Linked DNA regions of Mus musculus: all the other regions are linked to region 1. A link is a loop called in an ENCODE intact Hi-C map of the cell type or tissue named here. Cell type or tissue: left cerebral cortex. All regions are shown on one strand. Each heading gives the region's core, and the rest is flanking DNA. Links, peaks and the distances in the headings are about the cores only.

What was found. Peaks named below come from ENCODE experiments on the same cell type or tissue, not always from the same donor. Only the 100,000 strongest peaks of a DNase experiment are listed, where the experiment ranks them.
Region 2: a loop joins it to region 1, with 4 times the contacts of the local background. A loop is called at or near these places in 11 of 42 quality-filtered maps.
Region 3: a loop joins it to region 1, with 5 times the contacts of the local background. A loop is called at or near these places in 7 of 42 quality-filtered maps.

The regions. Positions count from the first base shown.
Region 1 is chr15:98,175,645-98,186,532 of GRCm38, forward strand. Gm33909 (a long non-coding RNA gene) reads left to right here and starts at 4,889. Exons shown (of 4, transcript XR_384431.4): 1 at 4,889-5,441; 2 at 7,765-7,956. Olfr288 (olfactory receptor 288) reads right to left here. Exons shown (of 3, transcript NM_001011733.2): 3 at 10,369-10,888. In left cerebral cortex, for the core only: a CTCF peak has its summit at 5,944 (motif pointing right); a DNase peak (open chromatin) is centred at 5,739; H3K4me3 peaks cover 1,004 bases; H3K27ac peaks cover 1,668 bases.
Region 2 is chr15:98,499,596-98,510,483 of GRCm38, forward strand. No RefSeq gene overlaps it. Among named protein-coding and RNA genes, the nearest start is that of Olfr279, 7.6 kb to the left of the region's middle. In left cerebral cortex, for the core only: CTCF peaks have their summits at 5,090 (motif pointing left) and 7,256 (motif pointing left); a DNase peak (open chromatin) is centred at 5,075.
Region 3 is chr15:98,289,628-98,300,515 of GRCm38, forward strand. Zfp641 (zinc finger protein 641) reads right to left here and starts at 6,534. Exons shown (of 6, transcript NM_173769.4): 1 at 6,428-6,534; 2 at 3,993-4,201; 3 at 3,259-3,350; 4 at 1,544-1,673; 5 at 851-964. The coding sequence starts at 4,176. Gm33967 (a long non-coding RNA gene) reads left to right here. Exons shown (of 4, transcript XR_001781762.2): 4 at 489-2,079. In left cerebral cortex, for the core only: no CTCF peak of the experiment used is centred there; DNase peaks (open chromatin) are centred at 6,305, 6,520, 6,797, 7,095 and 1 more place; H3K4me3 peaks cover 1,482 bases; H3K27ac peaks cover 1,194 bases.

The DNA.
Region 1 (10,888 bases), core at 1,664-9,663:
CTAAAAGTCACTCCAGAATTACAATTACTTAGCCTTGAGCCTGGCACTTCTGAATCACTTTTGTCCCTGTCTGTATTTTTTCTATGCATTTCTATTAGATGCCATACTGAGTTTTAGCAAAGCAGTTTCTTAGGAAAGAAAATGTTGCCTGCGGGAGTTCCCTCCACGGCCCAACTCCTAATCTCTGATGCTGTACTTCCTTTGATCTTGCCAGAGACAGTTTAAGGTAGGTGTTTGAACAGCACTAGTATTTCTCCAAGGGTTGATGAACTGAGGGCTTCCAGTCATATCAGTCACTTTGAATGATAGCTAAGGTCAAGCTCGAGGAGTGTCCTTGTGTCCTGACTTCTGGGAGCTGGCAGGAATTATAAACTACCATTGGTTATATAGGACATTCTATTTGAAAGATGTTTAGATGTGTGAGAGAAAACAGTTTCCTGTATCAATGGAATTTACATTATTATCATCGTTTTTCTGAGGAAAGATCTCACTCCGTAGAGCAGTCTGACCTCGAACTCACAGCGATCCACCTGTCTTTGCCTCCAGAGTGCTGGGATTAAGTATGTGCCCATCACACCAAGCAAAATTTACTTTATTATAAAGGCATCTTGATAATAGCCCCAAAAAAGTGTTCAGCTGAATAATAAAAGGAAAAGGAGCAATTGAGAAGCAGAGGTGAGGGCTGGAGAGATGGCTCAGTGGTTAAGAGCACCGACTGCTCTTCCAGAGGTCCTGAGTTCAATTCCCAGCAACCACATGGTGGCTTATAACCATCTGTAACAGGGTCTGACGCCCTCTTTTGGTGTGTCTGAAACCGCAGTGGTGAATACATTAAATATATAAATAAATCTTGAAAAAGAATTTAAGAGAAACAGAGGTGAGGATGGAACTGAAACATTGTCACCTCTAAGAGTCTTTAGTTTTTTTTCTGAAAGAAACTTTGTTGATGTTTGTGCAGCTATTTATATGTAAGTTAGATGTCCAATGGGTCTTACCAGTTACAATTTGACTTTGAGTCATTTCTTTTTGCTGCTCCCAGACACCCCTTCTCCAGGTTGGTCCTTGGCATATGGGGAAAGTTGCTGTGCATGCAGGCAGGAGAAGGTACAATAGAAATGAAGTACTGTAAAGACTCAGAGTAGGGAGAACATTGGAAGAAAAGCAGCAGCTGGCATAGCATCCCACTCTGGGAAAAGGAAGTAGAGTGCTCTTGGCCAAAGCACCAGCAAACCTTCCCTAAATGAGCTACATAGGTGTCTGCACAGATGTACAAAGTATGTTGTGCAAAACAATACAATTCTTGCATTTTACACATAGAGACAAAGTATCACAAGCAAACGAGAAACAAACAGCCGACCTGACCTCCTGCCTGAAACATGGCAGTCAAAAGGGGCCAGCAGTCCCTTGTTCCAAAGAAACAGAGCTAAGTTCTGGCAGGGGAGAAGGGCTCGCCCACTCCAGGACACAGACTGTATTCTCTTGTTCTCTTGGAACAGAAGCAGCTCACTGTAATCTACAGAACTTTAGCCTCGAGTTTGGCAACTTTGAGAAGAAGAGGGTCCTGGAGAGGATGACAAAACCAGGCAGTGAGGGTCATAAAACAATACCCAAAGAAAAGGGAGAAAGAAAGAAAAGCAAAGTGGCACTTAACATTACGAAGGCAAAGCAGCATTCTGTCCCAGAGAGCCTGACTCAAAAAGGAGTCACTTCGGTAAATAAAAGGAGAGGGAAGAGGTACCTTTGTAAAAATGTGCCAGAGGCTAAGAAAACAGGCAAATAGGCAGCATTACAGATCTCAAGAACAAACATGGGCATGAAGCCAAGTTCTAACAGGAAGGGGAAAGGTAATTTAATGGAAATGGTAGCCCTTAGCACAGTGGTTCTCAACCTGTGGGTCGGGACCCCCTTTCATAGTCCATCAGATACCCTGCACGCCAGATATTTCCATTATGATTTATAACAGAAAAATTACAGTAATGAAGTAGCAATGAAATAGCTCTACAGCTGGAGGTCACCACAACTTGAGGGACCAGTGTTAACCTTGCATTAGCAAGTCTGAGGACTGCTGTTGTAGAAGGGGGAGGGGGCAGCAGAAGTTGCTGCTCTGGGTCTGCTTGTTCCTCAGAGGAGAGTCTTTAAGGTAACCATGTGGATGAGTCCCTGTTAGCCCAGGAGATCAGGCGAAACAAACAAACAAATCCAATGACAATACTCAGATGATAGAATCTTTGTAGTTGGAAAGTCTATGAGATTAAAGGTTCAAAGATGACACTTAGTCAATAGACTTTCCTTGGAGGAGTATATGCCGTGGCTGGTGGGAGCCCACCTAAAGAACTCAGATATAGAGATGTGCAGAAAATCAACTTAACGGAGTGGTACCCATACACCAGTGCTTTCAAAAGTACCACGAGGACTCTGCTTTTACAATTTTTCAACTTTTCTGAGCTTAATAATAAAAAGTTAACTGTGGCTAGAGAAACAGCTTAGCAGTTAATAGCTCTTCCTGCTCTTCCAGAGCTGCTGAGCTCAGTTCCCAGAACCCACTTTGGTTGGCCCATAACCTCTTGTGACTCAGCTTCTGGTATCTGCCACCCTCTTCTGGTCTCAGGGGACACTGTACTCTTGTTCCTCAGAGGAATACACACACACACACACACACACACACACACACATACACACACACACACACACACCTTTTAAGAGTTATTGAGTCAGGTATGATGGCTCATGCTTTTAATCCCTGCACTTGGAAGGCAGAGGCAGGAGGATCTCTGAATTCTAGGCTAACTTGGTCTAGTTAACCTTTTAATATGCTAATGTTATATAGATTAAAAATGCTACAAATTCAAACTCAAATATTTTTGATCATAGCAGTAATAATCATTCCATCTTCCGTAGCTATTGCAAACAATAAATCCAACACATTTATCCTATTAGAATCTGTGAATTTCAAAGGACATCATGTACAAAATGGGTTGATGACAGAGTCGAATAGAAAAAATATTGGCTTTGCCTAAAATGAACAAGAATAAAATATCGTTCTAGAATATACAATTAATACCTGCAAATAAATAGGAACAAGACGTCAGACCACTGGCATAAAGGAACAAAGGATGTGATCTGGCAACTTACTAAAGAGGAAAAACTAATAGGAATATGAAAATTCAATTAAAATAGTTAATAATATAACACAAGCTAAACCAATAATGTGTTATCTCTTTATAGCTACCAAAGCTACAAAAATAGGAGCTGGCAAAGTTGCAAATATCAGACATGCAGCTCTATAGGGTCTTTGGAAAGCCATCTAAGAATACATGTCACGTTAGAGCTTTACACAATATAGGATAAATCTTTTTACAGTTCCAGAATGGATCAAGCAGGGATGTCTGATGTAGAGTTATAACCTAGTGAGCAGAACTGGAGATGACACTGGAGTTGTCATGCCACTGTGAGAGTGAGCCAAGAGAGGCAGAATAAATGTTAGCATCTGGCAAAGTGCATGGAGCTGGAAAAACATGCTCAGTGACTCAAGTAAACCTAGGACAGGGCAGACATCTCAGCAGCTTTGGAGAACTAGAAAAATGAGTGTCTAGGAACGGAGGTAGGGCTCACTGATAGGCATCTGCTGAGCATGGGCAAAGCTCTGGGCTCAATCCCCAGTAGAGAAAAAGAAAATTCCACAAAGCAACTATGTGTGCAAAACACAAATATACACAGTAGAAAATTATTAACCTACCATAAAAGCAGAAAGATGAGAGTAGAGACAAGAGATATGAATAGAACAAGAGAGTTTTAACTTGCAGACATTAATAATGGTGCGTGCCATGAATCAGAGTATGGCTCATCTGATCTCCTGAGGAGCAAATAAAACATAATGACAATCTATCAGAGCAATATCTGAAAGATGAAGGGCCAGAATGAGTAATTCTTGCAGAAAAAAGTCCCCCAACTCTTGACAGCAAAATGAACTCGTTATTCCAAATAAGTACAGAGATGTGTGGTGCTCGGGCCCACAGAGGATTGCTAATAGTTGTTAGGGTGAGTGGTAACATTTGCTGAGTTTTCTGTAGGGTGTAAAGTTATTCCACAAGCACAAGGTGCAAACATGTAAGGCTGACACAAAGCAGGAGGAGGGGGCATTATCTTGGGCTCTTTCTCTGGAGATATGGGAGATATGGTCTTTTATTTCTGTCTCCCCTAACTTCAACATACTTTCTCTGTGCACCACCTTTTTCCTTCCTTCCTTCCTTCCTTCCTTCCTTCCTTCCTTCCTTCCTTCCTTCCTTCTTTCTTTCTTTCTTTCTTTCTTTCTTTCTTTCTTTCCTTCTTCCTTCTTCCTTCCTTCCTTCCTTCCTTCCTTCCTTCCTTCCTTCCTTCCTCCCTTCCTCCCTTCCTTCCTTCCTGTCTGTCTGTCTGTCTGTCTGTCTCTGTATGCCTGGCAAAAGTGCAGGGTCAGCTGTAGTGATGGGTAGATGAGATATAGAATTTCTTGATGGCAACTGTCCACTCCTATGGGGGAAGAGAGTTTTTGAGAAGTAGGCCGTGTAGCATAACAGACGCACTCCAAAGCATCTACACTTCACAGGTCATCAAGTGAACATTATGCTCAGATTTATCTATCTCCTGGGACCCCGTCGTCCCTTTCAGATGTTCCTATTTGAGGCGATTGTTTCTGCTTCCTAGTAAGGAAGGCGGGTCTTGTGTTTGGGTAGGATACTTTAAAGAAAGAATTATTTTTAAAGGCCCAGGTGGGGGCTGTACAAAATCACAAACACAAACAAAACAAAACAAAACAAAAATCTAGAAGCAGTGTGAGAGCTCTGTTGCAGATGTTGGGAGACAGAACCAGGTGGAGTGTGTGGATCAGTAAACCCCCTAAAGAGAAAGCGGGAGGGGAGGGGTGTCTAGGTGGCGTGAGGTGGGTAGACTAGATACCCAACCTCGGGTTCCGCCTTTGCCATTCATGGATCGAACCCGATGGAAAGCAGAGACGAATGTGAACAGTTTATACAGGCCAGTATGACAAGGACGAAGAGTCGAAGAGTCGTAGAGCCAGACAGAAGACATCTAGGTCTTTAGAGCTAGTATTACAAACGTTACAGTTAGCGTTTAATTTTCATGACCCACATAAGCCGTATTTTTCTATATGCTAAACCGTTTCACAAGACTCGGGGACTTGTGGGGTGAGGGTTCTCAACACTTTCTCCCCTGTCCTGTTGGAGAAGCTCTCCTTCTGTTCTGTTTGGTTAACGTACCAGGATTTTGCTAGATTTTATGAGGAATAAATACCGTCACAACACCCGGTACAGTCAAAAGCACTTGCGCCAAGCGCTGAACATTTAATTGGGTAGAGAGAAAAATAAATTACTCAAAAACGACGCGGGAGTCCAGAGATAAGGAAGACACACATTGTGGGAACTCAGAGATCCCAGGGACTCGAGGTACGTGGCGAGAAGGTTTTCTCGGGTGGTTAACTGAAAGGGGGCGATAAGGCGGCTGAGGACACTGCAGTTGTTTACTGGCGGGAAGTGCAGCCCAGCATTACACAATTCGCTAAAAATGGAGCTATCGCTTGGAGAGATTCAGGCTCCGCATCCTCGGACTGGACGGGCAGCTACCGAGCCTTCATGTGATTGGTAGAGGGCTCTCCGGCTATGCTCCACCCACACCCCCAGCCTCCGCCGAAGGGGAGGGGTACTCGGTTGGATGGGTATCCCACGCCCTGAGCTCCTGGGCAGGATCCTGCAGCTGCCCACCTCGGCCGCTGCAGTCACATCCCGAAATAGACCTTGTTTCTCAGAGGTGGACAAATCTGGATCCGGCGCGGGAGGGTTGGTCAAGGAGACGGCGCTCATTGGTTGTACAGGACGCGCCGATAGGCGGAGGAAGGCTGATTGGTCGCAGGTTCTGCCTGGTTCTAATCAGGTCAAGGCCTGCAGCGTCTTCGGGTGCTGCCGCCAGGTGGAGCTGGGCAGGGAGATGTGAGGACCTCGGGGAAGAAGAGGAGGATCAGAGAGAACTTCTGGGTTCTCTCTGGATTTTTTTTTTTTTAGGGGGCTGAGCTAACTCTAATGTAGTGGTTCTCAACCTTCCTAGTGCTGCGATCCTTTAATACAGTTCTTAATGTTGTGGTGACCCTCTCAACCATAAAAATTTTTTCGTTGCTACTTCATAACAAGTTTTGCTAGTTATAAATTGTAATGTTAAATATCTGATATGCAGGATATCTGATATGCATCCCAAAGGAGTAGAGACCCACAGGTTAAGAACAGCTGCTCTAGGCCCACCTAGTCATCTTGTCTTCTTGAATCCAGCCTTTCCGGAGCCCTTCTTAAGTAGTTATCTGGTTTTGCGTGGACCCTGCAGCTCTTCCCTTCAGGGGGCGGGGGCGACGACAGCCCACAGCTGCAGCAGGGGAGATCTGGCACAGGCAATAGCTTGTGAGCCCTTCTTATGACCTGTTCCACCTGGGAGGCTTGAGAGGACAGTTTCAGGTCACCCCAGGTCGGATTTCTCACTAACTCCTAGCCCCCAACCCACCTTCTGACATGCTTGTTGAACGCACATATGCAAGAAATCAACTTTTTTTGGGGGGGGGGGGTTGGAATTTCAGTCCTAACAGCCAGCACCCCTTCCCGATTTGCACCTAACAGCTCCTCCGAATTCTTCATGGTTTAGCTAACATCACCTCCTTGGCATTCTTCCGGACCTCCTTAGGTGAGCTAAGGACAGTAACAAAGTTCCACTGCAGTGTAGCTGGTGAGTTTACCTGCGGTCAGTCTCGGGGACACTGACTACCCAGGGGCAGGTATGCTACTAAAGGAAACATTTCTCTCCTTGGAATCCTTGACCTTGGATAGCCCCACTCCCACTTCCTCTATTAACTACTTAGGTGTCTTTAGGAAGAAGAGGGGCCTCATAAGCCTCTCCCTTTCACTGACGAAGTCAATGGAGTGTGCAGGTCACCTGTAGGTGATCACAGCTGCTGAGAGAGAGGTCAAAAGGATAATAGCAGTGTCGTGCCAGAAGAGAAGGGGGGTAGGTTCTGGGGCAAGGGCACTGGAGTGAGAATGGTAGCCACACCCTTTAAATACTGTGTAATCTGGGAAAAAAAAACCCACTAGGAACTTCTGTTTTTGATGTCAAATAGTGATCCTACTATCAAGGGATTCAACTGTAAAGGTCTTAGGACCAACGTACTTAATAGCCTTGAGCTGTTGTTATCTGGGCTTCAATGTTGTTTTACACGGACCCTTTAATAACACAGTTCTTGCCCTGTTCATAATCTCACCGTCTAGAAGTGCTCAGAACTGTCGGGGAGCGGTTCTCAACTTGTGGGTCAGGGTCGCCTAAGACCATCAGAAAACACAGATATTTAGGTTACAATTCATAACGGCAGCACACTCACAGTTATGAAGTGGCAGCGAAAATAACCTTATTATTTCATGTGTGGGGGTCACCACAACATGAGGAACGGTGTTAAGGGGGTCTCAGCATCAGGACGGCTGAGAACCACTGTTGCACGGTTGTGATGTAATTTTCAAAAACTGACTCAAAAGCCCACTGTCTTTTTTCTCTGCCTGCCCTTTCCCGGCTTGCTTTTCCTTTTCCGAGACTTTTTTGCATATTGGAATTTCAAACTTAAGAAAGCTAGGACTCCAGACTCCATGGTGACCCGGAAGGTCATGGTGACCTTCCCCTCAGTTTGATAACTTTAGACAGGGTTCTTCTGGGTTGTAAGTCTCTCCTCTTTTTTTCTTACAGAACTTACTTCAGAACACGTGCCACTGGTAATTTTCTCTGGGCCTTTGCTATGTATGTAAGTCTTAGAAACTTACTGCCAGTTTCATGACCCAGAAAAGGTCTTCTCAGGACCTGAGCTATTGAAGGTCTGTCCTTGAGGAAGATTGGTGTCCTCTCTCTCAGCCTGTGTGTGGGTTAAGAACCTGACTCCAGGTGGGTAAACCAATAGTTTTTTTTTTTTTTTTTTTTTTTTTTAAGATTTATTTATTATATAAGTACACTGTAGCTGACTTCAGACACACCAGAAGAGGGCGTCAGATCTCATTATGGGTGGTTGTGAGCCACCATGTGGTTGCTGGGATTTGAACTCAAGACCTTTGGAAGAACCGTCAGTGCTCTTACCTGCTGAGCCATCTCGCCAGCCCAAATGATAGTCTTAAAGTCTGGGACAAGTTTACTTTCCCTTAGGTGAGACCGATTAGCAGCACAGGTCACTTCTAGCGGCCCTCCCTTCCAGGAGGTTGGTTCTCTTCTTCCATCTGTATGGCATCCAGGAATGGCCTTACTTGATGGGCCATCTCCTGACCCAGTCCACCCTCCTCTCTCTCTCTCTCTTTTCTATTTTGTTTGAGACAGGGTTTCAATATATACCACTGGCTATTGAGCATGCCCCACCCCCTTTAAGAATATTTTTATTTAACTTAAAAAGTAGTAAGATCTACAAAATATATCTCAGGGAACCCTTTCTTGCCTTCTTGCTTTTTTGTTAATCCTCCTAACCCTTTCTTTCTCTTCCTGTATTCATCCTGCTTGAGACTTGCCAACTCTTGGATCTCCCTGTCTCCCCTTTACTTTCACATCGAATGTGCCCTGCTCCCTTTCCCTCCCCTCCCTTTCTCTCCTCTCCCTCCAGCCCCTCCCATTACACAGTCTTTGTCCCCTTTCTAGCTTTCTGGTCCCTACAGGCCTTCCAAGTCAACAACACAAATCTACAACTTTGAATCTAAGACTTGAGAACATTCATCGTTTATCGGTTACCATAGTACAATGCTCCCCATGTCATTTCGTTTTCTTCCCCCCTACAGATTTCACTGTTTTTTAAAAGATGAATACAATTGCACTGTGTGCAGGTACTACACTTTCAGTATCCATTCTTCGGGTGAGGGACAGCTAGGCTGACAGGATTTTCTGGTTATTATGAACAGAGTCTCTGGTTCAGGATACAGAGCCCTTTGGGTAGATGCCAGAAGTGTTACAGCTGGATCATATGTTAGCTCTATTTTCGGTGTCTTCAAAACCTCTGCAGCAATTTCCTTAGAGGCAGCACCAGTCTACGGTCCCACAGTGAACAGGGGGGTCCACTTTCTTTACAGCCTCACCAGCATTTGAAGATAGGGACTGAACTCATTCTTTGTTTTGATTCTTTAAACACTTTTTACTCTTATTTATTTCTTGTGCACGTGTGTGTTTACAAGCACCTACACACCACAGTGTCTCTAAGGAAGGCAGAGGTAGGGTCTCTAGGGAAGGCAGAGGCCAGGGTCTCTAAGGAAGGCAGAAGACAGCTTGTAGAGTTTGTTGTCTCCTCCTATCTGTCTGACTTCCAGTAAAAAGAGTTTATCTCAAGCTCATTTACTCCATGAGCTGTCTGATCTCCCCAGCCCGGTCATTTCCTTTCCCTGTTGCTTGTGGAGACAGGGTCTCACTATATAGCCCTGGCTGTCCTGGAACTCACTAGGTAAACCAGGCTGGCTTAGAACTCACTGCCACCACACTCCACTGTCACTTGTTTTCTTGATGACAGCCATTCTGACTGGTGTGAGGTGGAATCTCAAAGTAGTTCTAGTTTGCATTTGCCTAACGAATTGGCAAATGACATTGAACATTTTAAAAAATATGTTTATGAAATGTAGCAGCAATTAATGAAAAGAAGGCCCTGGATTCAAAAGATGGGTGCACGGGAGGCTTTGGAGGGAAGAAAGGGAAGGAGGAAAGGATGTAATTATTAGAACTTTCCTTTGAGAACCCTCTGTCCAGTTCTACAGCCTACTTTTTAATTGAGCTGTTTTCTTGATGTTTAGGTTTTTTTTTAAGTTCTTCCTATGTTCTAGACATTAACCCTTTGTTCATTGTAAAACTAAGAAAGATTTTCTTACAATTTATAGATTACCTCTTCACTTGACTGATAGTTTTTTTTTCTTTTTCTTTTCAAGGTAGGGTTTCTCTATGTAGCCCTGGCTGTCCTGGATCTCACTCTGTAGACCAGGCTGGCCTCGAATCTGCCTCCCTCTGCCTGCCAAGTGCTGGGATTAAAGGCAAGCCACCACCGCCTGGCTACAGACTCAGTTCAATCACACAAGGTCCCATTTGTTGGTTGTCTGACCTTCTACTCATAAAAGCCTGTGTCTTGATGTATACCCCCACTTTTTCCCTAACAGCCAGCTTTAGAGTTTCATGTCTCATGTTGGGGTTCTTGATGCATTTGGGGTTTGTTTTTGGATATCCACAAGTAGACACCCAGTTTCCCCAAAACCATCAGCGGAGAGGCTGCCTTCCTGCAATGTGTAGTTTGACCATTTACCTTCATTTCTTATTCTACTGCTGTGTAAAATATCCCAACAAATTCGATAAAAGAAAAGGAGTTTATTGCAGTTTATAGTTGAAGAGCAAACTGTCCATTCTGGCAGGGAAGATAAAGTGGCAGGATCATGTATCTACACACAGGAAACAGTGGATGACTGATCACGTTGTATCTATACACGGGAAACAGTGGATGACTGACCTTACTCTGCTAGCTTGCTGGGTTTTATACGGAACCAGGAATGGTCCTGCCTACTTGTAGTGTGGATTTCCCAACCTCAGTTCACTTAATCAACATAATTCTTCATGGGCCTGATCAGAGGTTAAATAATCCCTCAGAAGTATGGAGGCTTGCTTCCCAGGCACCTGTAGATCCTGTGTAGTTGGTGACATGCACTACCAAGGCATCTGTCAAAACTCAGATGGCTAAAGTTACATAGAATTCTACCCTCTAATCAATTCCAGTAATCTACATGTCTGCTTTGTTTCCAATACCAAGTCTAATATGGCATATTAAAAGATTGAAAAGTCACTTATTCCTAAATGTATGTGCAAAAAGTTCCCC
Region 2 (10,888 bases), core at 1,536-9,535, 320 kb after region 1:
GGAACCAAAGGAAAGGGGAATTAGTATTGTGAACCAGAATTAAGATAGGGCTTCCTGCCAGGCTTCAAGTGCTGGCTTGTAGATGAAGGACCAAAGCGCTGAGCCCTAAGTCCCTGGCTGTGCTGGCCAGAGCAGAGGCAGGCAGACAGAGGTTTGCCTTGGGAAGCAAAGGGCAGTTAAGAGAGTCAAAGCTCTAACTACTCAAGCCTAGAGCCCAGGAGACCAATTAGGCCGCTGCTGGGTGAGTTTCAGTCCCCATAATTGCTGTTGGACCAATAAATAGTGAAGGAAGGAAGGAAGGAGGCAATTAAATGGGAAAGAAGGTAAGTTAACCCCAGTAAGGTGACTCTGACTCTCGAAATAGCTCTGCCTCTACCAGAGGTTCTTTGAAGGCTTCTCGAACAGCAAAAGCTAAGGGAACTAGCGCGTGCCCTTTGCCCCAGAGGTTTGGGCAGACTGGACAATGTAAAATTGCATCTCTTTAAAAACAAAAATCCAGAACAGTCTCCCAGGAGGTGGTGGTGCACGCCTTTAATCCCAGCACTTGGGAGGCAGAGGCAGGCAGATCTCTGAGTTCGAGGCCAGCCTGGTGTACAGAGTGAGTTCTAGGACAGCCAGGGTTACACAGAGAAATCCTGTCTCATAAAGGAAACAGACAAAAACAGTCTGAGGTATGTCCTAATGATAGAGCAAGTGCTGAGCATGTATGGACCCCTCAGTTAAACAAACCCGCAACACAAAAACATTTCTAGGTTTTTACTTGAACTATATCAATGTGTGTGGGGTTTTTCTTCCAAAGTGTGATACATGACCCACCGGTGTTGGGATGATCTGAAGTAATTGTTGTCTCTGAGGAACTGGGGTATAGCCAGATGGCTGTACTTGCCAATCATGTGCAAGGTCATAGCTTCAAGCCCCAGTACTAAAAAAGTCACTAAGTACAAATAAAGACTTCTGAGCAGTCAGACCCAAAGAATCTAGCTGTCTAGACAGGGAGCCCAGCCCAGAAGACTGTCCTTCATAAACGGCATGATTGAGTCTCTCTGTAGCAAGAGAGCACCATGCCCAGTAGTGAGGGGATTTCAGTAGCAAAGGCAAGCAGGCAAAGTGGGGAATACAGATGTTCACAGATGTGGACACATGGAACGGAAGGAGGGGGAGGAAGAAATGTATGAGAAAGGGCAAATGACAGTGTCTGAGGACATCTGAGAGTGTCTGAGGATGTCTGAGGGTATCTGAGAGTGGGGGCATCGGAGGGTGTCTGAGAGCATCTGAGAGTGTCTGAGGGTGTCTGAGGACATCTGAAGGAGTCTGAATGGGTCTGAGAGTGTCTGCAGGTGTCTGAGGATGTCTGAGACCATCTGAGGGTGTCTGAGAATGTCTGAGGGTGTCTGAGAGGTCTGAGGGCATCTGAGGATGTCTGAGGGTATCTGAGGCCATCTGAGGGTGTTTGAGGGTGTCTGCAGGTGTCTGAGGATGTCTGAGGGCATCTGAGAGTGTCTGAGGATGTCTGGGGCCATGTGAGGGCGTTTGAGGGTGTCTGAGAATGTCTGAGGGAGTCTGAGGGTGCCCGAGGGTATCTGAGGACATCTGAGAGGTCTGAGAGCATCTGAGGGTGTCTGAGGATGTCTGAGGGCATCTGAGAGTGTCTGAGGGTGTCTGAGGCCATCTGAGGGTGTCTGAGACTGTCTGCAGGTGTCTGAGGATGTCTGAGGCCATCTGAGGGTGTCTGAGAATGTCTGAGGTCATCTGAGAGTGTCTGAGGGTGTCTGAGGCCATCTGAGGGTGTTTGAGGGTGTCTGAGACTGTCTGCGGGTGTCTGAGGATGTCTGAGGCCATCTGAGGGTGTTTGAGGGTGTCTGAGAATGTCTGAGGGAGTCTGAGGGTGCCCGAGGGTATCTGAGGACATCTGAGAGGTCTGAGAGCATCTGAGGGTGTCTGAGGATGTCTGAGGGAATCTGAGAGTGAGGGCATCTGAGAGCATCTGAGGGTGTCTGAGGGAGTCTGAGAGTGTCTGAGGGCGTCTGAGGGTGTCTGCGGACATCTGAAGGAGTCTGAGTGGATCTGAGAGTGTCTGTGGGCATCTGAGGGTGTCTGAGGGCATCTGAGATCATATGAGAGTGTCTGATGGTGTCTGAGGGCATAGAGAATCTAGGACAGACAACCTCCCCGCCAGGGTAGAACAGAGGAAGATAATAAAAAGTCCTCTATCCAGAAGCTTGCTTGGGAAGTAGGTCAGACCTGAGCTGAATAGAAGTATTTGCAAATACTCAGAATATCTCTGCTAAGACTGGAAATGTCATTTAATGGTAGAGCAATTGCTTAAAATGCGCGTGCGCGCGCACACACACACACACACACACACACACACACACACAACTACCTCTGTGGTATTTATTCTTTGCCTTAAGGTCAAAAGGAAAATCCAGTTGGGTGGTGGTGACACACACCTCTAATCCCATCATTCAGCAGTCAGAGACAGGCTGATCTCTGTGAGTTCTAGGCCAGCCTGGTCTATGTAATGAATTCCAGGACACCTTGCTACATAGTAAGACCCTATCTCAAAAAAAGGGGGAATCCTGTGTTGTATGTGAGTATCCTAGTGTGGTGATTTGTATGTGCTAGGCCCAGGGAGTGACACTATTAGGAGGTATGACCCCATTGGAGCGGCGTGTCACGGTGGGTGTGGGCTTTAAGACCCTCATCCCCGCTGCCTGGAAGCCAGTATTCTGCTAGCAGCCTTCAGATGAAGTTGTAGAACTCTCGGCTCCTCTTGCAGCATGCCTGCCTGGATGCTGCCATGTTCCCACCTTCATGATAATAGACTGAACCTCTGAACCTGTAAGCCAGCCCCAATAAAATGTTGTTCTTGTAAGACTCTCCTTGGGGGCTGGTGAGATGGCTCAGCGGTTAAGAGTGCCGGCTGCTCTTCCAAAGGTCCTGAGTTCAAATCCCAGCAACCACACAGTGGCTCACAACCATCTGTAATGAAATCTGATGCCCTCTTCTGGAGTGTCTGAAGACAGCTACAGTACTCACATATAATAAATAAATAAATAAATAAATAAATAAATAAATAAATAAATAAATGACTCGCCTTGGTCATGGTTTCTTGCCTTGGTCATGGTTTCTGTTCACAGCAATAAAACCCTATCTAAGACACCTAAAAAGAGGACAGGGACAGTGTAAAAGGAACAGAGAAATCCGTGGGACAAAGGGTGCAGGGTCCTTCTAAGTGTGCACGCTCTCACGATGCCCAGGACTCTGTTTCTACCCCATGTAAACGTCACCGAGAGTCCGGGAAGCTCGGGAGACACAGACATCAACGGCACCAGAGCCTGGGTCCCAGGGTCAGAACATGGGGCATGGCTACCGTCAGCCACATGGAGAAGATACATACTTAACCCCTTCCTCTGCTCTGCCTGAGGGATCTTTAGATCGGCTAGCAAAAGTTAACTCCTTCCTGCGCACGACTTCCTTCCAAGATCGCCGAGATTCAGTCCGAATAGCATCACGCAGGGCCTTTCCTTGACTGTGTCCTTGCAGCATGGAAACGTGGTGTATGTCCATCCCCTCCTGAAGCTCAGGATGAATCGGACTGAGGTGACACCAGGAAAATGATGGGTCACCAGAAACCGCACCTGCCCAGAGGTCAAATCCTAGAACCAAGGGTCAGAAGGGCAAAGTAAAGATGAAAAAAGAAGGTGTGCGGGAGACAGAGAACAGGGACACAGAGCAGGGACACACAGAGAGAAGGAGAGACAGGGATGGTGAACGAGAACGGAGAAACAGAAACACGGGAAAAGAGAGGACAAGAGGGAAGGTGCAGAAATCTCCATTCTTCTGCTTGAACCATGTGTTTGTTTTCCTCATGAAAAAGAAGTAGACTGAGGGTTTTTTGGGTTTTTTTTGGGGGGGGAGGGGGGGACTGGTGAAATGACTCAACCTGCTGCCAAGCCTGAAGACTGGAGTTGAATCACAGGGACCCACAAGGCAGAAGGAGAAAACTGACCTTCCTTTGATCTTCACCCACACATGCACACACATACCACACTCACACATACCACACACACACATCACACACTCACACATACCACACACACACACACACACATACCACACTCACACATACCACACACACACATCACACACTCACACATACCACACACACACATCACACACACAACAAACACATGCACACACACATTAAAAATTAATCGTTTTTTAAGATTTATCTATTTACACATATGAGTGTTCTATTTGCATGCGTGCCTATATGACAGAAGAGGACATCGGATCCCATTACAGATGTTTGTGAGGCACTATGTGGTTGCTGGGAATTAAACTCAGGACCTCTGGAAGAGCAGTCAGTGCTCTTAACTATTGAGCTATCTTGTTCCAGCCTGTGCAATAATTTTTTGTTGTTGTTTTCATTTTTGTTTTGTTTGTAGGTTTGTTTGTTTCTAAGCAAGGTTTCTCTGTATAACAGCCCTTGGTTGTCCTGGAACTTGCTTCTGAGTTCCTCCTCGGAACAACACACAACTAGCAGCAGCTGAAAAGATGCAGGATGAAAACATTTAAAAGACTCACAAAATGGTTCAAAATAAGATAAACATGTCCGTGGGCCACAGTGGGAGAGACATTTAATGAACACCATGGGCTCGCAGGAGCTTTGGCACGCTGGGTTCTAGGATTGAGTGAGTAAAAGTGTCTATAAGTTGTTCAGCTCCCTCAGTTCACAGACACTAAAGCGATCCAGCTGCATTAAGGACAGGAGCCAGGACCTTCCAGATGTGGGAGGTGGTGAGTGGAGTCATTTAAAAACTGCTGTGTGTGACAGGAGTAGATGGAGGGAGGTAGGGGGGACAGACAGCTTCACCACCAGGAACTGACCCAGCGAGCGCACCTCTGGATCCATAACCAGACCTGAAGGAGCCTCAGTCTCGCCAGCGGCCACCGCCACCATGTTCCCAATAGAAGGCCCGCTTAATGCTCTTACACAGGACCTCAGTTTGATACCAAAGAACCGCATCAGGTGGTTCACAACGGCCTTTAACTCGTTTCAGGAGCTCCAGCGCCCCCTTCTGGCCTCCCCAGGTATTGTACCTGTAGTTACCTCTATCTACAAGGGGAGCGAGGCCAAGCAGAATTGGAAAACCCGCCCCTAGATGAAGAGCCACGCGCAGTTGAAGCCTCTAAGTGAGCAACAGCGTCGTTTTTGTTCAGTAATGCGTCTATTGGTATGTCATGGACCGTCCTTCTCCGGTGTGCATGTCGGCTGCACTAATTGGTCTCAGTGAATAATAAAAACATTTTTAAGGAGAGGGCATGAATCTGGATGGGACACATTGGGTGGAATCCCGGGGAATGGGAGGGTAAAACTCGTCATAAGACAATTCTTTGGGTATAAATATAATTTTACTATTCATTTTCAATTAAGCAAACTTGCATAGCAATACAATGGATGTGATTCTTTATTTTTACACAAAGAACTGTATCCTGGGCTGAGGAGAAGAACTCACTGAGCAAAAGGCAAACACACAATGCCCAGTACTGGAGCTAGTCCTGCCAAACCATCCAGTTCTAGGACTAGTGAGAGAGTCTGTCTCCAGGAATAAGGTGGAGAGCAATAGAGGAAGATTCATGGCTGCCCCTGGCTTACACACACACACACACCAGCATGTATGTTCATGTACCTGAACATATGTATGCACACATACACACACATACATGTACCTGAACATATGCACACACACGTGTACATACACCTGAACGCACACATGCACGCACACACACAGAGTGTGTACATGTACCTGAACACACGCACATGCACACACACATGTGTACATGTACCTGAACACACACATGCACACACACATGTATGTGTACATGTATCTGAATACACACACGTGCGTGTGTGTGCACATGCACTTGAACACAAAAACACGAACGTACACATGTACACGTACCTGAACACATGCATGCACGCACACTCGTGCATCTAAAAACATACTCGTGCATCTAAACACACACATAGTTGCTGTGGTCATGGTCTCTTCACAGCAATAAAACCCTGACTAAGACAGACAGTAAAAGGACTTCAGTTGACATCATGCATCCAATCTGAGCCGGCCTGATGCCTTTGCACACAGTCAGTGTTCGAAACCAGGCTATGGGCCAGAAAGATGGCTCAGAGGGAAGAGGCAACTGATTGCTATCCTGAACTGATAAAATCTGAGGTCCATCCCCACACAGCGGAAGGGGCGAACCGACTCCTGAACACTGTTCTCTGACGTCCACACGTGCACAGTGCCAGAAGAGGCCAGAAGTGGGCATGGAACTCCAGGAAGCGGAGTTCCAGGAGGTTTTGAGCTTCTGTGTGGATACAGAGGATCAATGTGTGTCACCTTTGAGAGTAGCCAACATTCTCAACCACTGAGCAATCTCTCCATCCCCTGACCATAATGATTTTTAGAAGACAACATGAAGTCAAAGAACGGAACAAAGAATACACACTACCAGAAGCGCCTGGAGTTCTGTTTTGATTTTAAATTAATCTTTTACTGTCTTGCATTCAGAGTCAAATTTTTCACGACCCCCACACTCATTTACACATTCACACATGACCCCATGGGAGGTGCGCTATCTAAGCAGCTGGGAGCTACATGCAGATCGCCACCGAAGACCTTCCCCGTGCTGGTCAGGGTTTGTCTCCTTTAATCCCCGATGAAACAGACCACAGGGAAGGGGAAGGGACTGGGTACTTTGACACACACACACACATACACACACACACATCTAGGTCAGAGGCAGATCTTTGACCTAGATATGAACAAGCCCTTCCCCAACCTGACTTCCTCTTCCTCTCTTGCTGGGTCAGGCTCTCTAGCCTTAGGCTTTCATATGAATACTTTCCCCTTGGCTCAATCTCAAAATAAGACGAGTCCTTGTCTTATACTGGTGTTGAAACTTTTGTCTGAAACAAATCATCCCCCAGGGAATCAGGGAGTCCAGAAGGAGAAGGAACAAAAGGCAGGACTGTTAAAAATAAACGATTAAATCCAAGTTTTCCTTTCCCAGCCCTGGCTCCTGGAATGACAACTCTGAGACTAAATATTTATTAATAAATGCTTAGGACAGGCTGGAGAAATGGCTCAGAGGTTAAGAGCACACCGGTTGCTTTTCCAAAGGTCCTGAGTTCAATTCCCAGCAACCACATGGTGGCACACAGCCATCTATGATGGGTTCTTGTGCCCTCTTCTGGCTTGCAAGCATACTTGCAGGCATAATAAATTAGTTTATTTTAAATTTATTATTTATTTATTTATTCCTTAAAAAAGAAAGAAGCCGGGCGTGGTGGCACAGTTCTTCCAGATACCTCAGCTATTAAAACACCTCTCCTGAGCGGGGTGTGGTGGCGCACGCCTTTAATCCCAGCACTCGGGAGGCAGAGGCAGGCAGATTTCTGAGTTCGAGGCCAGCCTGGTCTACAAAGTGAGTTCCAGGACAGCCAGGGCTATACAGAGAAACCCTGTCTCAAAAAAAAAAAAAAAAAAAAAAAAAAAAAGCCACCTTTCCTTTGAGGTAGAATGTGAAGCAGAGGAGGGGGCTCACTGTGGGCTTGGCACTGTGCTCAGAGCTTCCCGCTAACCCACTTCATTCACAAAAACCCCAGGAAGGGGGTACTATCATTGCAGTAGTTTGTATCTGGAATGTTTCAATGGCCCACAATTTTAAGGCTTTAAGATGAAAAAAATCTCTAAGAGATGGTCTGCTCACAACTACCTGATGGGTGTTGTGAATCTCTTATAAACATCACCTGTCAATAAAAAAGCCGATGGCCAATGAGCTGAGGCAGGAAGTAGGAGGTGGGACAATGGCAGGAACAGAGAGGATTCTGGGTAATAGTAAGGGATAAAAGAGAGACCATGTGAGAGCCGCGAGAGATTGGAGAGGAGATGGGACTGAGGAGAAATGAAAACCATCAGTGTTTGCACAGCAGGAGTCTGTGTCCATCCTCTGTGTTACCACCAAGGCCACGCAGACATCCCTGCTCTTAGCTGCCACCTGGGGCCGTGTTGATGTCCAAGGGCTGGCGCTCTCTCTCTCTCTCTCTCTCTCTCTCTCTCTCTCTCTCTCTCTCACACACACACACACACACACACATACACACACACACCTACACCTGAGTAGCACTGCAGAGCTGGCCCTGGTGAGGACTCAGTGAGCCAGCCCCAAGGCAAAAGGGCCAGAAGAGCTGGTCCTGCCTCTTGCTGGCTGCTACAGGCAGGAGACCTGCCCCACCTCTCACCTAGGCAAAGCAGGAGAGCTGACCTTTGTGGCACAGGGGCAGGAGAGCTGATGGGCAGAGCAACTCAGCTTCTAACTACACCCAGATCCAGGGTTTTGAGTTGACCACCCCAACATATACCCCATCTATGAACTGCTGGAGCGTGAGACGGGGCTGGTCCTGAAGACCCAACACTACAGGACCACGGTGACACAGGGCAACACCAAGATAACTGGACTGGCTGGTTTTGTGTGTCAACTTGACACCAGAGGGAATTATCACAGAGAAAGGAGCCTTGAGGAAATGTCTCCATGAGGCATTTTCTCAATTAGTGATCAAGGGAGAAGGGCCCAGCCCATTGTGGGTGTTGCTATTCCTGGGCTTGGGTTCTATAAGAAAGCAAGTTGCATAACCCAGGGGAAGCAAGCCAGTAAGCAGCATTCCTCCATGGCTTCTACATCCATTCCCGCCTGTGTGAGTTCCTGTGCTGACTTCCTTTGGTGATGAACAGCACTGTGGAAGTGTAAGCTGAATAAACCCTTTCCTCCCCCACTTGCTTCTTAGTCATAATGTTTTGTGCAGGGATAGTAATCCTAAGACAAATTGGTACCAACCTGACCATTCCTGTGACAACCTGACCATGTTTGGGGGAGGACTGTAGGAAGACTTTGGAAGTTTGGGTTAGAAGAGCCATTGGGATGTTAAGAGCTCTGTGGGATGTTGTGTAGGAGCTTGGGAGATGATGTTGAGAACAGTGCAAATGATGGAGGCCTGGCTTGTGACATTTCAGAGGGAAGATTAAAGGCTCTTATCAGGGCTATTGCTATTTTGATTGTGAAGATTCTGTGGTTTTGTTAGCTGGGGCTGAAGAATCAGCTGTGATTAACAAAATACTAGAACTACTAAAGCAAAAACTTTGCATTACTGGGACTATTGATGCTGGTTAGCTGGAGCTAAGAAATTAGCGGTGATTAAGAAGAGACCAGCATCATTGAGGTGAAATCTTCTGGGAAGTGTTTTCTGAGAGCACAGAGACTGTGTTCCAGAGATAGACAAGATTTTACCTTGTGCTGTGGCTGGACTTGGTAATGTGTAAGAGTCACCCAAGTGGTACTGGTTTTGAAGGCATGAAGGGGTTATGCAGAGCAGCTGAGGCTCGGCACTGTGAGAGGCCACGGAAGGCCATTGGTGAGGGTGTAGCCTCAGTTGCAATTGATGGCCCAGGACTTGAAGGGGTCACACAAGGGAGTTGATGTTTGGCACCATAAAGAGAGCTTATGAGAGGCCATTGGTGAAGCCCAGTTGCAGCAGAAGACAGCAGTGTTTTGGAGATGCCAGTACCATGAGATGACCACCAAGAGCAGCAACAGCAGTGGAGTGCAGGCAGCTGGAACCTAGAAGACAAGGTTTAGCTCAAAGGGCAAAGCTAGAAAGTGATTCAAGCCCTTGGAGGAGTCCCCTCCAAGAGCACTGGATATTGTTTGTTTGTTTGTTTGTTTGTTTGTTTGTTTTGAGACAGGGTTTCCTCTGTGTAGCCATGCCTGTGCTGGAATTCTGCAGACCAGGCTGGCCTCACACTCAGAGATCTGCCTGCCTCTGCCTCCTGAGCGCTGGGATTAAAGGCATGTGCCACCATGAGCCTTAATGGCAACTTGGTTTCAGTTCCCAGAACCCACGTGGCAACTCACAACCATTTATAACTCCAGTTCCAGAAGATCAGAAGCCCTCTGCTGGCCTCTGAGTGCATTAGGCACATATGCACTACACATGCACACATGCACACAAAACATCCATACACATAAACTTTAAAAAAATGTTTTTTTAAAGAAAAAATGTAAAGCAAGCTTCTAGACTCTTTTTTGTAAACATTCAGTCTTGCATTTCACTTTGGAAAGTGGCCTCTGTTATCAGCAGACTCATATGAAGTGAATATGAAAAGACACTCCCATTTAATCCCCCGGAACATACTTCTAACATTTCATAAAGCACTGTTAGAAGCTGACGGTATGGCAGAGCAGTGGTGGTGCACGCCTTTAATCCCAGCACTTGGGAGACAGAGGCAGGAGAATTTCTGAGTTCGAGGCCAGCCTGTTCTACAGAGGAAGTTCCAGGACAGCCAGGGCTACACAGAGAAACCCTGTCTTGGAGGAGGAGGAGGAGGAGGAGGAGGAGGAGGAGGAGGAGGAGGAACTAGAATGATGATAGAATAGATAGATAGATAGATAGATAGATAGATAGTAGTTAGACAGATGGTAGGGATAGATGGATATTATTGATAGATAAATAGATGATAGATAACAGAAATGTGTAATTATATAGATATCGGTATAATGATACAAAGTGACCACCTTGGGCCTTTCCCAGGACACCAAATCCCCACCCCCCCGTCTCCAAACCACAGAAAATAGTAGGGCTACATAAATATTCCTGGGGTAATGCTACATAAATATTCCTAGGATAACATGATACAACAAATGTCCATCGCTGATCTTCCAAGGTGAAAACGAATTGCTCTTGATGCACTGCGTAAGGGCACTGACCCAAAGTCAAAGACAGTTCTCACACACACACACACACACACACACACCACACACACAC
Region 3 (10,888 bases), core at 1,850-9,849, 110 kb after region 1:
GTATGTGGGTGGGTATATGTATGTGTGTGTGTGTTGGGGTGTGTGTATGTGAAAGTGTATGTGTGTGTATGTGTGTGTATGTGTGTGGGTATGTGTGTGTGTATGTGGGTGGGTATATGTATGTGTGTGTGTTGGGGTGTGTGTATGTGAAAGTGTATGTGTGTGTATATGTGTGTGTGTATGTGAAAGTGTATGTGTGTGTATATGTGTGTGTGTATGTGTGTGTGTATGTGGGTAGGTATATGTATGTGTGTGTGTATGTATGTGTGTGTGTATGTGGGTGGGTATATGTATGTGTGTGTGTGTATGTATGTGTGTATGTGTGTGTGTGTGTGTGTGTATGTATGTGTGTGTGTGTTAGGGCTGAACTTCTTAAGATAACCATATCTGCTCTTGGTAAGGACGCAGCAAGTGATAAATGCTCTCCCTAATATCTATTTTCCAACATTATTTTCTTAACACTATTTACTACTCTTCATCACTACTAGGCGCCATCTTCACACTTCCACATGGAACGAGAGTGAGGTGTGAGCTGCAGTCATCGCTGGTAGCTGTCAGCATCATTGGATAGATCTCGAAGACATCTCTACGGTGACTCGGATGCTGACTGCCAGTGTCAGCTCTCGTCGAGTGTCTATTGTGTGCTTTGACACTCGTCTGCTGCTCCTGGGTGTTAACACATTTAACTGTAATAACTTAGATACAAGTTCTCACGGGTATGGGCTACAGGTCAAACCCGCACAGCCTGACTTCCACACCTTCTGCACCCAGGTTTGCTTTTAGAAAACAAAAACTTTCTGGTTAGGGACCTATAAAGATGACACCCTTGAGAGTATTTCCAGGTCCTTACCTGTATATGTGACCTTCAGGATGTCCCTTCCTTCTACATCCTGGGGGTCAGGGGCCCATTGGTCTTCTCCTCCCTCTTGTTGAGAAAGCATGTCCAATTTGGGGATGGGAAACCCTGTCCAGGAGAAAAGGACACACACACACACACACACACACACACACACACACACACACCCACCAGGTTAGTTCAATAATTCTGTGTTAATGGACAAAACTGCTTCCTAGATTCCTCATTGGGATGACAGGATAAAAAAGCCAGACACAAGCCTCCAGTCACATATCTTAAGTCCCTCTTCCTTTTCCTAGAAAACCACACGCTCTCTTCCAGTGAGCCAGTTCTCTTCCTTCAAACCCTCTGGTCACAGCCTTTCTGCTTCCGACTTTATCTTGACACTGTTAGGTCTGACCAGTAGCACCCTCACCTTCCCCAGGGCAGTGCTCCTGTTTCCAGGACCCAGATCCAGGTGGCTGTGTAAGGAGACTCAAATCCCCAACCAAGATGAGCCTTAAGTTTCCACTCCACAATTTAGCATTATTTACAAGGAGATCCCTCACTTCAACCCTTTTGGGCTTAGCACCAACATCTTTCTTTGTTGCCTAGACAGAGCCCTTGCCAAAGTCTTCTCAGCAGGCAATTTCCAACACCCAGAAGGGGACAGCCCCATCCCTCAAGGGCACATAAGATCCTGCTTACTCAGAGAGACGACGATCCCACAGTTTTCCTGCATGACATATTCTCCGTAAAAGTCTGTCTGCGAGGGGTCCAGGCTCCGCCACTCCTCCTGAGAGAAGCACAAGGACACATCCTTGATAGTTACTAGGCCCTGAAACAAGACAGGCGGTTGTCTGTTAGCATCTGCTCTGACGGGAAACACGACCTCACTATGAAGGGCTGAGGTGGACGAGGAAAGAGGGCAAGAGAGGACCCCGGAAAAAAACAACAACCCTAGCAGGTTAACAAAGCACTAGGCAAGGCCTGTAGCTTTGTTAAAGAGAAAAGGAAATGAGGCCAAGGAGTGAATATGGGAAAAGTGACTAGAGGAGGTTCCTGAGCGAGACCGTGAGAAGTCAGACTCAACGGGTCTGTGGCTTAACTACAGGTGTCTCCTGCGTCTCTTCTTACCTGCCTTAGTCTTTCTTGTAGACTGTACCACAGTCTCCTTCCTCCACTTGACCTTCCCTTCTCTGTCAACACAACATGATATAAACAAAACATGCCCATCTCCTGAGCACGCTGATGTTGTCTCTTCGGTGCTATAGTGGGTAAGCTCATAGTTTGGAGGCAAGCAGCTACCGCATGAGTGGCATTATCCAAATGCCTCCATCTTTCTCTGCGCCAATGTTCTCGCAATGGGATGGAGTGACTGAGTTGTTCTTACAGTACTTAGTATGTATAAAGTGCACAGGAAGGCTTACACATAGTAAGCGTCCTGAAATTTCACCACTGCCAACGCTGCTATCTTTCCACGGTTACTCTCTCCACTTGCATTCTCTTTCCAGATCTTTGCATAGTTTTTTTCTTCTCTTCTCTCTCCTAAAAGCTCCACATTCTACACCACCCAGTCTACTTGATGCTCTTCCAAGCATTCCTTGGCCCCTCTTTTGTTACCTTTTCCAGGACTTTTTCTGTTCTTTTCCTTCTTTTCTTTTCTCTTCCTTTCTTTCTTTCCCTTTCCTTCTTTCTTTCTTTCTTTCTTTCTTTCTTTCTTTCTTCCCTTCCTTCTTTCTCTTTGCTTTCTTTCTTTTTCTTCTCTTTCTTTCTCTCTCTTTCTCTTTCCCTTTCCTTCTTCCCCTTTCTTTCTTTCTATATTTTTTCTTTCTTTCCCTTTCCTTCTTCCTCTTTCTTTCTTTCCTTCTTTCTTTCTCTTTCTTTCCCTCTCCTTCTTTCTCTTCTCTTTCTTTCCCTTTCCTTCTCCTTTCTTTCTTTCTCTCTCTCTCTCTTTCTTTCTTTCTTTTTCTTTCTTTCCTTCCTTCTCTCTTTCTCTCTTTCCATGTCCTTTTCCCCCCCCCTCTCTCTCTCTCTCTCTCTCTCTCTCTCTCTCTCTCTTCCTTTCTTTCTGAGATAAAGTCTCACTGTGCCACCCAGACTGTCCCAAAATTCTTGGACTCAACCCACACTCCTACCTCAGCCTCCCCAGAAACTGGAATTACAAGCATGTACCACCATGCCCGATTTCAGGTTTTCTTTCTAAAAGAATCAACTGGTTGGTTATTCTGAAATCACCACTCTAGTCCAACAGATAACACAGTCACCCAATAGAAAAACATTGCACAGCCCTTAAACAGAATCTATTCCGTTCTAAGCACACTTTAGTGTTCACGGGAACTAACAAGCCAGTGGGATGATGCCAAAGTTGTAAAAGGACAATGACACCAACCTTGGGAGAGAACAGGGGGAGTAAAGCTCACCTGGGATCCGGCTGCAAGAAGTGCGGCTGCCATTTCCCAGTCTCCAGTGTTCCCCTCCTGGGGAACGGCCGGAACCCAGGGAACAGAAGTTGCTGGTGAGGGAAGAGAGGAACCATCAGAGATGAACTACCCATCTTTCCCAGGATGCACTTTTTTTTTTATCTTCTCCATCTGTGCTCACTGGTAAAACTCAAACACATATATAGAGATGTAGAGGCCTCCACTCAAACAGTTCTGCAAGGATCTGGGGACATTGAGTTAAGACTGGCTTTAGGTTGGATGGTACTGATTGATGCTCATCATGTGAAATATATGTTACTGACTGTGGTCTCCAACAGTAATGAGTCTCCCAGTACTTCCTGGGTCTCCCACATTCAACACCATTAATGACGTGCTTGCCTGTTGGAGGAATGACTGTGTGAGAAAAAGGAGCCTCTGCACATAGTTTGGAAGATGCAGGGCCTCTGGACAGCAGGGCCCAGGGTAAACAGACTGAACCTGGTATTTGGTACATACTTCAGTTGGTGGAAGTTAGAAATTAACTATTGTTGTTTGAGACAGGGCCATGCTCTGTAGCCCAGGCTGGCCTGAAACTCATGGCAATCCTCCAAGAAATGTGATTACAAGTTTGAGCCACCATACCTAGCCAGGTTAGGAATTTTTAATGCCTCTTTTGGAGCAGAGACTAGAAGACTTCTAGTGCTTCCAATCCCCACCCCACTATGTGCTCTCACCCTTCTCCTGAAGGGACAGTGGCTCGTCTTCAAGACCACAGTGAAGGTGCTCCAGCGGCCTTGGTGCTGTTCTCCACGAGCCCTCTTCCCGGGTCCCTCTTTCTGACTGGAGTTCTGCCGCATCCAGCTGTGTATTCATTGGCTCCCATCCCGTGCCCAGGCCTACAGCCTGTTCCGAAAGCATGTCTGCAGCAAGCACACACTGTGACCTGGAACAAGTCAGGAAGTGATGCACTCTTCTATCATGGATGAGGATGATATGCCCAAGGAAGCTTCAGAGAACAGCTCTTAAGGCTAAGGACAGGAAATGGTCCAAGGAGCCCCATGGAAGATGAGCTTACCAAACATGGTGTGAGCCAAGCTTTCCAGGAGGAGCTCAGGAACTGACAGGCGCCACACAGTCAAGTCCCTGTTATTTCGAAGGCCTCACACTATCAACAGACCTTCACCCAGGACTGCAAGAAACTTCACTTTAAAACACAATTAGTCCAATCCTGAAGATCCAGAGGGTTTCCACTGTATCAAAATCACTCAAGGCGCAGCAAAGTCGTTGAGAACACAAGAAGGAATCCACTCAACAAAGATGGATGCTGTTATACCTGAAGATTCTATGCCTCACATTACATTTTCACCAACTGATGTAGAAGTCCCACCCGGGGCAGGGGGTGACCTGTGAGTACCTGCTGTCTCTCTCGAGCTGAACCAGATAGCCCTCCCTTAAGTCTCAGTGAAGGGACCCATGATCTGTCACACTTATGTAGGAAATGAGAACTGATAAAAACCCAGCAGAAAGACCCGTAAAGTAGACAGCTATAAAAGCAAGCTGTAAGCACTCAACGCAGCCTTGACAGGGGGCTGGAACTGCAGGTCAGTGCAGAGCCAAAGTTTAAAGGAGATCATGGAAAGATCAGCATGTGGAGAGACCCTGGGAAGCTGGAAGGTGGCGTCACTCATACAGTGTGACAGGGAATAAGCATCCCTGTGGGCTGAAGTGTGTGACAGGCACCGGTCACAGTGCCTTACAAAGAATATATCCAACTTCAAGAACGGTATGGGGAAGCCAGTGTTTGTTCACAGGAAGAGATTCGAATCAAGAAAAGGGCAGGAAACCCAGCCTCTGGAAAAGCTAAACCAACAGACATAGTTTGGGCTTGATAAGCAACAGAGGGTCGGCCAGTCAGGCCACCTGTAAATATGTCTATGTATCAAACAGAATAAATGGTTTTGATCACAGGAAAGACTTAGGCTAGTATTTGTTCGTTTCTGTTTGTTTTCTAGAGTCCACAACAATCCTAGAGCAAGACAGGTCCCATTTGATAATGACTGTGGAACAACTTACTGCGTGGCAATCCATGTCTGTCATTTTTATTCCCTTTCTATGTAGACGGAGCGACCAATAATCTCCCTAGAACAAGTCAGAATTTCAGGGGCAGGCTGGAGAGATGGCACAATGGTTAAGAGCACTGACTGCTCTTCCAGAGGTCCTGAGTTCAATTCCCAGCAACCACATGGTGGCTCAACCGTCTGTAATGGAGTCCGATGCCCTCTTCTGGTGTGCCTGAAGACAGTGACAGGGTACTCATATACAGAATCCCAGGGCTATTTTAGCTCACAGGATCATCCAGTAACATCTGCAGGAACCCAGGAGGCTGGGAAAGGCTACAGCAGACCCCAGGCCAGTTACAATGTACAGAAAGAACAAATTCCTCTTCCATCATTGAAGCTCAAAGATGGCTTTGGGGCCTCAGGGATACACCCTGGCCTGATTCTGCAGAGCGCACTGGGCCAGCTGGATGACAGAAAACCTGTGGAAATGTTAGGGGGAACCGGGAGCAAAGGATGGCATGGATCACTGTCACCTGCCTGCATTTCCTAGGGTGCTCCTGGCAGGGCCAGCACCTGGGCTCCCACCTTAACCTGTCTTCTATCTTTCCTTGTCCCTAGTTCAGGATGATCCCAAGTCTGCTGGAGCCTGGGTTCTTGGGCTTTCATTTCTTTTGCCTGGTTATGTATCTGGGAGGCAGGGCACCTGCTGAAGTTTTTTTTTTTTTTTTTTTCTCAGCGAGTTCTTTTGGACAGAGACAGGGCCTTAGTATCAAAGAGTGGCCCAAGGGCACAGGGACGAAGAGTGGCTCAGTGGCCCTGCCATCGCGGGTGTGGCACCTTGGGCCCCGAGCCCACAGCAGAATAAGGTTTCTTCTGAGTCAGACTCAGCACCCCCGGGAGGGTCAGATTTCAGAAGACTCGGGAACTGGCTAAGTGGGACTAGAAAACAGGTTCCCGCGAGCAGGGGCTATACCAAGTGACAGAAAGGTGCTGCGGGGACGCCCACGCAAGTGACAGCGGCGGGACCAGGCATGCGACACCGACGCCACTGTTCCCACGGCCAGGCTGGTGCCCTCCTCCACGCCCGCCCGCACCCCAGCCTCACTCACCCCGGCTCGGCCCCTTGGCGTTACCTCCCGCCCGGCGCGGCCGAGCCCGCGGCCCGCACAGCAAGCGACAAGCGACAGGGCCGGCGCGGGGCGGGCACAGGAAATCCCGCCGCTTCCGGGGCTCCGTGGTGCGGGCGGGGGCGGGCACGGGTGGAGAGGACCGCTGGACCCACACTCCTGTCGCCACAGCCCACGGGCTTTGCTGCTCCCGGGGCCCCGCCCACCGCCTGCGACCTCCCACGGCGCCTGGCGGTAGGGTGGGGGCGGGGGTGGGAGTTCAAGAGGGTTGGAACCCTCCCCTAGGACTAACCCTCCAGACAGACAGACTGCCAAACCCGACTGGACAGTGGACTTCTAATGATGCCTTCCTTCACGTTGGCTCCAACAAGATGGTGCTGTGTGAAGTGGGCAGTGATGCTTGCTGCATTGCCTTCAGACCTGAAGAGACATGGGCTACAAGTGTGCACTGCACATTTAGACGACTTGATATTTAAAAACGTAATATCGAAGCTACATTAGGTTAAGTGTGTTAGTTTTACATATTACAAATGTGACTTGCGACAGATTGATTTCTGTTGGCTGGAAAAGACCAGAAAGACCTACAAAACAGATAATGGTAGAAAGAACCTAGCTTGTAAACGTTAACGTTTGTTTTATCACAGTCATTCTGCAAAATCGTACAGCCTATCAGTGGAGACATGTGCCAAAGGCTGTCTGCCATAAACTATGTGATACGTATTTCTTTTAAAAATCTACTCCGAACTAGGATAGAAGCAAAGAGAAGAGATTGCGTTTAGCAGGGATGTCAGAGACTCACAGAAATAAGCAAAGGAGCGGGAACGATGGGATAAGAAAGATATATATATATATGAAAGGAGACCTGCAGTTGGCAACAGGTATAGAGGGCGTTCTTAGGAGCAGCTCGTGGGATGTGTGAGCATGGTTGGACCAGAATGTCTATCCTCAGCCCCAGCACCAGGCTTGGAAATTCTTGCTTAAGCAGGAGACATGGGGTTATCAGTGTAATCCAACAACATATCAGTGTCGTGACTCTAGTATAGACTTTTTCATACCATTCACGGCATGTTGTGGGTGAATGGTGTGAAAGCCAGTGGGAGCAGGATCTCTGCTCTTGGTTTTTATGAAAGGGCCAGGCATCTTTTACCTAGTGTCTCCACTGTCTCAAGTGGCCTTAGAATAGTCTTGTTCATGAGTAAGAGGGAAGAGAGCTGTGGCTGACCTGTCAGCAGCATTAGGGATCAATTCTGAAAATACTTTATTTATTTATTTATTTATTTATTTATTTATTTATTTATAGCGACAATAAAAGTGACTTTTATTAGAAAACAATTACTGTTAACTTCTCTAATGTGGATAAGTGCTCTCCAAAATTTTTCTCCTGAGTAATCTTTAGAGTTTGTTATACGCATGCAAAGTAAATATTTTTCTTGGCTTTTCTTTCTTTCTTTCTTTCTTTTTATTTTTAAAATTCATCTTACATCCTGATCATGGCCCCCCTCACCTCTCCTCTCTTCCCAGTCCCACCCTTACAATCTCTCCAATGCCCCCTCCTCTTCTCAAAGAAGGACACCCCTTGGGTACCACCCTACCCTGAGACATCTACCTAGTCCCAGGAGGACTTTCTCTCCCACTGAGGCCCAACCAGGCAGTCCAAGTAGAGGGGAAGGGAATCCAATGGCAGGGAACAGAAACCAAGACAGCCCCCACACCACTTGCCTGGGGACTCATATGAAGACCAAGCTGCACATTTGTTACAAATGTGTAGGGGATTTAGGTCCAGCTCCTGCATGTTCTCTGGTTGGTGGCCCAGGCTCTGTGGTCCCCCCATTGTTCCAGGCTAGATGACTCAGTGGATTTTCTTGTGGTGCCCTTGACCTCTCCAAGTTGCTCACTTCTATCCCCCACTCTTCCACAAAATTCCCCGGGCTTTGCCTGATGTTTGGCTGTGGGTCTCTGCACCTGTCTCTATCTGTTGCTGGAGGAAGCCTCTCAGGAGACAGTTAGGCGAGAGTCCAGTCTGCAAGTGTAGCAGAGTATCGTTAAAAGTGTCAGGGGTTGGCGCTCTCACATGGGTTGTGTTTCAAGTTGAGACAGTCATTGGCTGACTGATCCCTCAGTCTCTACTCCATCTTTATCCCTGCACATTTTGTAGGCAGGATAAATTTTGGGTCGAAGGTTTTGTGGGTGGATTGATGTCCCCCTCCTCCTCTGGAAGTCCTGCTGGCTACAGGAGGTGGCCACTTCAATTTCCATATCCCCCTCTAGTAGAAATCTCAGCTAGGGTCACTTCCATATACTTCCATAATTCTACAGGTATTTATCAGCTGTAGGAGTTCTCTGGTAGAGTTTGGGGGGTCACTTATGTATACTATCATATCATCTGTGAATACTGATACTTTGACTTCTTTGTTTCCAATTTGTATCCCCGTGATCTCCTTTAGTTGTCTTATTGCTCTAGCTAGGACTTCAAAGACTACATTGAAGAGGTAGGGAGACAGTGGACAGCCTTGTCACTGATTTCAGTGCAATTGCTTTAAGTCCTCTCCATTTAATTTAATGGTGGCTATTGGTTTGCTGTATATTGTCTTTATTGTGTTTATGTGTGTGTGTCTTGTATCCCTGATCTCTACAAGACTTTTAACATGAAGGGGTGTTGGTGTTTGTCAGAGGCTTTTACAGCATCTAATGAGATGATCATGTGATTTTTTTTCTTTTAGTTTGTTTACATAGGATTACATTGATGGATTTTTGTATATTGAACTATCCTTGCATCCCTGGGATAAAGCCTCTTTGACTATGGTGGATGATATTTTTGATGTGTGCCTGGATTCAGTTTGCCAGTATTTTATCGAGTATTTTCATATCAGTGTTCATAAGAGAAATTGGTCTGAAATTCTTTTTCTTTGTTGAGTCTTCACATGGTTTAGGTAACAGGGTGACTGTGGCCTCATAGAATGAGTTTGGCAGTGTTTCCTCTGTTTCTATTTTGTGAGGAGCATTGGTGTTAGCTCTTCTTTGAAAGTCTGATAGAATTCTGCACTAAAACTGTCTGGCCCTGGTTTGTTTGTTTCTTGTTTTTGCTTTTGGTTTTTGTGGGTTTTTTTTGGGGGGGGAGTGGGAGACTTTTAATGACTGCTTCTATTTCTTTGGTGATTATAGGGATGTTTAAATAGTTTACCTGATCTTGATTTAATTTTGGTAAGTGGTATCTATTTAGAAAATCATCCATTTTGTTTAGATTTTCCAATTCTGTGGCGTATAGGCTTTTGAAGTAAGACCTAATGATTCTTTGAATTTTCTTGTCTGTTTTTATGTCTCCTTTTTCATTTCTGATTTTTGTTAATATTGATACTGTGTCTCTGTCTTTTAGTTAGTTTGGCTAAGGGTTTGTCTATCTTATTGATTTTCTCCTCTTGGTTTCTTTGAATCTTTGTATTGTTTTCTTTGTTTCTAACTGATTGATTGCAGCCCTGATTTTGATTATTTCCTGCTGCCTACTCCTCTTTGGTGTGCTTGCTTCTTCTTCTATTTTCTAGAGCTTTTAGGTGTGCTTTTAAATAGCTGGTGTGAGAACTTTCTAATTTCTTTATGGAGGCACTTAGTAATATGGACTTTCCTCTTAGCACTGCATTTATTGTGTCCCATAAATTTGGGTATGCTGTGTTTTCATTTTCATTGAATTCTCAAAAGCCCTTAATTTCTTTCTTTATTTCTTTTAGACCCAGAGATCACTAAGTAGAGAGTTGTTTGATTTTCATGTGTGTGTATGCTTTCTGGCATTTCTGTTGTTGTTGAAGTCCAGTTTTAATTTATGGTGGTCTGATAAGATACAAGCGTTATTTCAATTTTCTTGTATCTGTTGAGGCTTGCTTTGTGACCAACTATATGGTCAATTTTGAAGAAGATTCCATGAGGTGCTAGGAAAAAGGTATATTCTTCTGCATTTGGGCAAAATGTTTGGGTACATTTGATTCATAATATTAGTTACTTTTATTAGTTCTCTGTTCAGTTTTTGTCTGAATTACCTGTCAATTGGCGAGAAGAGTGGGGTGCTGAAGACTCCCACTATTAATGTGTGGGTTTCAATATGTGATAAGGTTTAACAATGTTTCTTTTAAAAATGTGGGTGCCCTTGTGTTTGGGACATAGACATTCAGAATTGAGATATCATGTTGGTAGATTTTTTTCTTTGATGAGAATTAAGTGTCCTTCCCAATCTCTTTTAATTAATTTTGGTTGAAGGATTTTTTTTTTTTTTTTTTTTGAGTAGCTAGTTCAGCTTGCTTCTTGAGTCCATTTGCTTGGAAAACTTTTCCAGCCCTTTACTCTGAGGCAATGTTCATCTTTATTTCTGAGGTGTGTATCTTGTAGCAGCAGAATGTCGGTTCCTGTTTTTGCATTCATCCTGTTAGCCTGTGTCTTTTATTGGGGAATTGAGTC